Regions from separate parts of the Homo sapiens genome. Here all the other regions are linked to region 3. The links are chromatin loops, found by intact Hi-C in ENCODE. Cell type or tissue: mammary epithelial cell. All regions are shown on one strand.

The links. A loop is a pair of places that touch in the nucleus more often than their neighbours do. Peaks named below come from ENCODE experiments on the same cell type or tissue, not always from the same donor. Only the 100,000 strongest peaks of a DNase experiment are listed, where the experiment ranks them.
Region 1: it touches region 3 in a loop (6-fold over the local background); 5 of 110 quality-filtered maps call a loop at or near these places.
Region 2: a loop joins it to region 3, with 6 times the contacts of the local background. A loop is called at or near these places in 2 of 110 quality-filtered maps.

Annotation. Positions count from the first base shown.
Region 1 is chr11:79,258,882-79,261,381 of GRCh38, reverse strand. The region is part of intron 2 of TENM4 (teneurin transmembrane protein 4); the gene reads left to right. Among named protein-coding and RNA genes, the nearest start is that of MIR708, 140 kb to the left of the region's middle. In mammary epithelial cell, a CTCF peak has its summit at 1,377 (motif pointing right); no DNase peak of the experiment used is centred here.
Region 2 is chr11:79,706,980-79,709,479 of GRCh38, reverse strand. No RefSeq gene overlaps it. Among named protein-coding and RNA genes, the nearest start is that of TENM4, 270 kb to the right of the region's middle. In mammary epithelial cell, a CTCF peak has its summit at 973 (motif pointing left); no DNase peak of the experiment used is centred here.
Region 3 is chr11:78,643,833-78,646,332 of GRCh38, reverse strand. No RefSeq gene overlaps it. Among named protein-coding and RNA genes, the nearest start is that of NARS2, 70 kb to the right of the region's middle. In mammary epithelial cell, a CTCF peak has its summit at 941 (motif pointing left); DNase peaks (open chromatin) are centred at 432 and 892; H3K4me3 peaks cover 133 bases; H3K27ac peaks cover 545 bases.

The DNA.
Region 1 (2,500 bases), 620 kb before region 3:
TTTGTGTCTAATGAATGTCCATTCCACAGCCCCTGGAGCAGGGTTTGGTACAGGTTTGTGGGGTCAGATCTATCAGCTTTCCCCACACACAAGCATGGAGGCTACCCTGCTAGTTCAGCTCAGTTTTTCTGCAGAGGTCGATCTCCAGGTATGAAATTATGTCTGGACCCAGGGTCAGGGGGTCGTACTTCCCAGTGAACTTTCCACACAAAAGGTCCAGTCTCCATGGCTCAGGTCAGAAATTACCCACTAGACAGCCTCCCTCTCCAACCTGCCAGGTCAAGGCAAATAGGAATACTGCCCCCTGTGCCTCATGGCAAATTGTCACTCAATTATGGCCACTTTAGAACCCAGGTTATCACAAATTGACTTGGCTGATCTCTCTAAATTGCCTCATTTTCATCTATTTCTTTTGCTCTGTTTCCAAGAAGAAATTCTGAGCTCAGGAAACATCGTTTTCATAGCCCAGTTGTCCCTTTGGTCAAGGAGTTGTAAGAGAGGGGAATGAAGTGGGTTGGGGGAAGATTTGGCATTATCTGGGGTTGGATCCCCAGAAGAACCTCAGGCCAGTCTGTGTCAGGAGTAGGGAATACTGGGCAGGTGGGAGGGCCCTTTTGGCAGTAATGAGGTACAGCCTTGGAGAGCCTTGAGTTGGCACCGGAGGCGTGCTGCTTGAGGAGGAAGAAGGGAGTTGAATTAAAGCAAATGGTAATTTATGGAGTCCACAGTCACGAGTCCACTGAGTCCCTCTACCGCATACTGGGCAACAGGGAAGAACAAGGCAGATCTCCTGCCCCTGAAGAGTTCTCTGGTCAGAAAACAGACAGACCTAGGTTCCCTGGTTCCATTACCTGAAGTAAATCATATGCCTTCTTTAGCCTCAGCTTACTCTTCTGTAAAGTGGAGCTAACAATCTCTATTTTTTAAGGTGATTGTAAAAGCTAAGTAAGATAATATATGCCAAGTATACATAGCACATGTCCAGACATATGGAATGTGTTCATTAAAGGGATGTTCTTACTATACTGCTGATAAGATGTAGGTGAGGCATCCTGGGGTAGAAATTAAGGAAGCACTCGCAATCAGGGTGGAGCCATCACAGGGTCAGCACTCAGTGCCTCCTGAAAATTTTTACCCTTGGTGCCTCGCTCACCTTACCCTAGTCACAACTCTGATGTTAAGTAATGATTGAAAGTGACTATCGGCTCACCGATGCCCTTAAATGAAGTTATATTTTGTCACAACAATATCTATTCTCACATGAGAAACAGATGTACAACTATGTTTGAGGCACAATGTTTGTTCATTCTACAAAAAAATTGTAACCTCCATATAAAAAGCCACTTCTCTCCACCACCCACAGCCCTCCAGGTGGCAGTGCTCACTGTATCCCACTAAGTTGATTATTAACAGTTTCCTGCATCACATAGCTCTTTAACTGGTAGGTCTGAGAAGTGGCCATAATAAGATGCTCAGAGCCCAGGGATCTTGTCAGCAAGCGATGTGATATTAACCCATCTTGCGTGACTACAGTAAATGACAACAAAAGAGAGTTGTTGAGATTTTTTCTCTTTTAATTGCTTGCTGGTACCTAGCGCCATAGTGAGTACATAGTAGATGTTTAATGGATACTTGGTGATTGAGTTCATGGGTATAGGGATGGATGGATGGGTGTGCATGGATGGATGGATGGATGGATGGATGGATGGATGGATGGATGGATAGATGGATGGATGGATGGATGGGGGAGTGGATGGGTGGAGGGATGGATGGATGGATAGGTGGATGGATGAGTGGATAGATGCATGGATGAGTGGATGGGTGAGTGAGTATATGGGTAGGTAGGTGGGTGGATGGATGGATGGATGGATGGATGGATGCATGGATAGATGGATGGATGGACAGATGGCTGGGTAGATGAAGATAGATAGGTAGATTTCATTAGAATGTATGTTCTAGGAAGGAAGGAATTTTTACATATTTTTTTCATTGATGTATGTCCAATGCCTAGGACTTAACATGTAACAGATAGTAAATATTTATTGTTGAATTAGATGGATAGGTGGAGGAAACAGTGTATGAATGGGTAGATGCACAGATAGATGAATTCATACTAGTTTACTTTTGAACAGTACTTTACACTTTACATTCTGTATCTTATTTGATCCTTGACCAAGCTGTGCAAAGTAGTCTGCGTAGGTACATAACTGATGAAACCCTCCTTTTGGCCAAGCAATATTCTCATTATGGCACACCTACTTCTGTCCTAGGAACACCCTCCAACTCCTTTGAGAAATACGAGCTAATTCAACACTGAGCACGTGACCTAGTGCACTGTAATTCTCTGCATTGTGAACCAAATATGTGTGATCTTCACTATTTTGGAATGAACCAGAAGAATGAAGAAACTATCCCTGGCCATACAGCTAGTAGGTGGGGGGGGCCAGGACTGGAACTCAGCTTCAGATTGCTCATCTCGGGCATGTTTTTCTTCAGATGA
Region 2 (2,500 bases), 1.1 Mb before region 3:
AGTTTAAGGTGTTTGATAGTTTTGTTCAGAACATTTATGTCTTTTATTTTTTCTAATTTCTGAGAGAAGGATGTTAAAGTCTCCAGTTACTACTGTAATGATCCATTTGTTCCTTTTTGTCAATTCTAAATGTCTTCTTGATGAGACCTTTTATCATTTCATAGGGGCTTTTTTTGTCTGTTTTTTGTTTTTATTTTTGTTTTTGTTTTTGTTTTTGTTTGATTTTTTTTCCTGAGACAGGGTCTCATTCTGTTTCCCAGACTGGTGTGCAGTTTTGCTATCATAGCTCACTGAAGACCAGAACCCCTAAGCTCCAGCAATCCATAAAGGGGCTTTTTATTTTTTATTTTGTAATTATGTTATTTTTTGTCCTTAATAAAGCTCTTTGTCTTGAGATCTATATCAGTCAAGGTCCAGAAATCACACAGAAGTGGAACAGGGCAAATTTAATCTAAGGAATTGTTCGGTAGTAACAGGAGATTAATTACTAAGGGGCAGAGCAAGCTCTACCATGAATGATGAATGGCAGGTACAGAGAGCAGCTACTACCTCTGGGGCTAAGGAACAGTACCTAAGGAAGAAACACATTTTGAACAGGGCCGGAAGCATGAGACTCAGACCTGGTTGGAAATGTGAGTTTGGCACATTGGATGGCCGAGAAGTTCATGGAGGTACAAACTAGAACTGGCAGCACAGTAGGGTCCTGACAAAATTCACTAGGAAACTACTCACTAAGGTGTCGCTGGAACTCACTGGAAAGGCACCTACTGAGGCACCCGAAAGAGTCATTGGAATGTCAGCTGGTGCAAACTGGCTAGAAAGCTGCCCAGAAAGTTGCCACTAAGTCAGTGGGAAGCGAGCACCACTGGATGTCTTGCACACACACTACAGGCCACTCATGCCTGGGAGAAAGAAGAAAAGTACACCAAACCGGAAAGAAAAGCCCTTTCCTCCTACCGTGTCCCTGCAGCACCCTCTACTGACATAACGTAACAAAGTTGGCAATGGTGAAATATTTAAAGTCCACCTACAGTACCATAAAGCAGGCCAAAGGAGGATGGATTTGGAGCTGGGAGACAATAAAATTGATAACTGGCGAAAGCAGTAATCTGTTTGCTACAAAATCAGCAAGTCCAGCTGTTTATGTTTACTGTTTACGTGGTTATCTTTTTCCATCCACTTACTTACAGGCATTTCTTTTAGGTAGGATATAGTTGCTTTGCTTCTTGCTTTTTTAAAAAAATAAATTCTGTTAATTTCTGGGTTTTAATTGAAGTATTTAGTCCATTCACATTTATTGTAACTATTGTCATGGTTGAATTTAGGTCTGCTAGTTTAGTTTGTTTTCTGTTTGTCTCCTCTCTTTTTGCTTCTTTCTTTGTTCTTTACTGCCTGGTTTTTAAAATAATTTTTAGAATTCTATTTATTTTATCTTTTGGTTTTTTTAGTTCTCTTTGCATTATTTTCTTTTTCTAAAAGAAATCTTTTAGTGATTGCTCTGGGGATTACAATTTATGTCCTTAACTTTTATCTCTATTTAGAGTTAATAGCGTAACACATCATAAAATGTAGAAACCTTGTAACCCCATATACTCATTTATCACCCCTTCCCTTATGTTATAGCTGCCGTAATATAATAACTGAAAATATTACAGTCCTAAGACAATGCTACAATTTTTGCTTTATTTTAAATAAATTAAGAAAATCTAGTATGTTATGTTTATCCAGATATTTAAAATTTCCAATGCCTTTTATTCCTTCCTAAGGACAGATGTTTCTATCTGGTATCATTTTCCTTGAATCTGAAACACTTCATTATTTCGTATCATGCAGATCTTCTGACAATAAATTATGTTGGTTTTATCTTTTTTGTTTAATTGTTGTGGGGGGTTCTTTTATTTGAGATGGGGTCTCACTCTGTCACCCAGGGTGGAATGCAGTGGTGCAATCATAGCTTACTGCAGCCTCAAAATTCTAGGCTCAAATAATCCTCCTGCCTTGGTCTGCCAAAGTGCTGGGATTACAGACGTGAGCGACTGTGCCTGGCCTGTTTTGTTGTAAGATATCTTTATTTTCACCTTTATTCTTGAACGAAAATATCATTGGTTATTTTTATTCTGGGTATTTTTTTAACACTTTAAAGATTATTGCACGACTCTCTGGACTCCATATTTACTGATAAGAAATCAGCAAGATTTTGAGTTATTATTGCCCTTTATGTAATGTGTCATTTCTCTCTGAGTGCTCCAAAGGTTTCTATTTTTGGTTTTTAGTAATTTGACTGTGATCTCCCTAGATGTGAATTTCTTTATATCTATCCTGCTTGGCATTTTCTGAATTCTTGAATTTGTAAATTTATGTCTTCTCCAAAGTTTGGGAAATTTTAGCCACTAACCCTTTCAACAATTTTTATTCCTTATTTCTTTCACCTTCTTCTGAATGTCCAGGAGACTTTTTGCTATTTTCCCATAGTTCCTCAAGTCTCCTCTCACTTCTTCAA
Region 3 (2,500 bases):
ACAAGGAGGAGGAGAAGGAGCTATTTCTTGAGAGCCATTCCCTCTATCAGACAACCACACTAGGCCTTTTACACTTCTTCCTTGAATGCATTTTTGTAAGTTCATTAAATCTTTCCCACTGCAAGGAAAGCTTCAGATGGCAATTAACATGTACTGGGTGCCTACAATGTGTCAAGCAGTTTCCTAGGCACTTTGAATGCATTTGCTCATTTATTACTCACCACAGTACAACAAGAGAGGTACTGTTAGTATCCAATTTTCAGGCGGAGAGGCAGGCACTTGCCAAGGGCATGTGAGGTAGCAAGCAGATGGAACTGGGAGTTGAAGCTGAGCAACCTAGTTCCAGGCTTGCACGATTCATCACTACCCAGACTCCCTCCTAGGCTGAGACAAAAAGAAAATGTGTACACCCTGTCCTGGAATTTACTGGTCTACTTAGGAAGAGAGATATATAACTGAAGATCCATAAGGCATTCACTTATTTACTCATTCTGCAAACTTTCCCTCAAGGACATCTTACACCAGGTGTGGATGAGTGTGTAGGTGTTAATTCCCTCAGTCTGGTGGGAAGAGAAGCTAAGCCAGGTTGTACCTGCACACCAGTGATTCAGGATGAGGCAGCAGGCACTGGGACTCACGGGATGAGAAACAGAGTTTGGGGACAGCTGGCCAGGCAGTGCCCAAGCCCTGGTCTAATGGGGTCTGAAGAATACCTCTCTGCCCAGCAGATAAGGAATTCTCAGCAAACTGCTAGCCCTTATTATATCTAAAAAGCTCCACCGATTCTCTTCCTTTAGCTTTATCCCTCCTACCTAGGAAGAGAAGGTGAATACTGTCTGATGGGTGGTCAAGCAGGACCTAGCCTCTTGCAGCAAAAACAGAACTAGCTCTTCCTGGGTCCAAGGCTCCAGATAAACTGGCCTGAGCTGCCATCTACCGGCCAACTGTGCACACTGCAGCAGATACTGCCAAGGCCACCTTCTTGACCAGGTGCAGAGGGATGGAGGACTAAGGTGGCTGAATTCCTTAACTGTTAAGACAGGGGGAGGCTGTCATCTCCTAGTGTGTTACAAACAAAAGGAGACTGAGACTCTGAGAGGTGGCACAAGGTAGTAATCATTTCCATTGACCATTTGCCAGGCACTGTGAAAAGCACTTCACATTGCTCTTCTAATTGAATCTTAAGAATCTCGTGAGTACTATTACTTATCCCCCCTTTATGTGTTGTGTTTCTGAAGTCTCTCCATTCTATAATAGTTTTCCCTTCTTTTTAATGCTATTTATTTATTAAAGAAAAAGGTTATTTGTACTCCAGGATATCTCACAACCTGGATTTAGCGGCTAGTTCTTCATGGTGTCACTTTACTTGTTCTCAGGCCTCATAATTCCTAGAAGCTGGCATGTAGCACTAAAGGCTTAATTAAATTCAGGTTCAATTGTTTTAAGCAAGACTAACTCATAGGTACTTTCTATTACATCTAATGGGGGACACATAGTGTTTGATTATTCTACTTCTAGTGATAAGATTTGGTGACGTTAAATAAAAAAATGCTGACTTCTTAGTCTATTATTCCTTCATTAACTGGAACTCTTCTTTAAATAAGTAAAATATCCAAGTAAGTGGAGCAGTTAGAGAACCTGCACAGGCTGCATAGAGCAGCTATGTGGAGCCGAAAAGCAAATAGTGGCAGCCAGATTGGAGAAGAACAAAATTTGGAGGGCCACTGAACTGGCAGAATTCACCTCCCTTTTCCACTCTGGTATCCCCACGCCTTGACTCAGGTAGTTGAAAGTCCAGAGGTGCGCATCCAAAAGAAACCTCTATTTCACCTCGAGGAGTGGGAAGGGGCCCCCTGAGAGTGGCAGCATTAACAGCGGAGGCCCATAGACATGGGGGAAGCTTCTCTCTGATTGGAGGAGCGGGGGTGTCAAGAGTATGGGTGAACCTCCACTACATTTTCTCTCTGTCCTTTCACCAATTGGTCCTAGATGCAGGTGCAGTAGCTGCAGCAAGTGTGTGTCAGAGAGAGGCAAATAAAGCCTGAGATTTCTGGCTGGAAAACCTAAAATGTGGGCCTCAGGGCAATGAAAAATACCAAGGGAGATGGTGATGATGGAGAAGCTCAAGACAGTGGTAAAGTCGTTTGTGAATGCCCAGACTCATCCCTGAGCATCGCATGCATAGATCTGATCCTACGCAGTATGCCATAAACTTTGAGAACTGAACTCAGAAAAGAGTCCGTGGCTCTGGTCCCAGACTGCCCATTGGGTGGCACACATGCAGAACAGATTTGAATAGCCTGACAGTGTCTTGGAAAACCAAGCAGACATTGAAACCACAATCTATAGAAGGTTGGTCAAAACATGTTCTGAACCCAATCTAGTCAAATGCTTGCAAAAAAAAAAAAAAAAAAAAACTCTCCATAGAATTAAGATCCAGTGTTATAACATTTGAAGTAGTCAAGACACTTGGCCTATGAGGAAAATCTTAGCCAATACT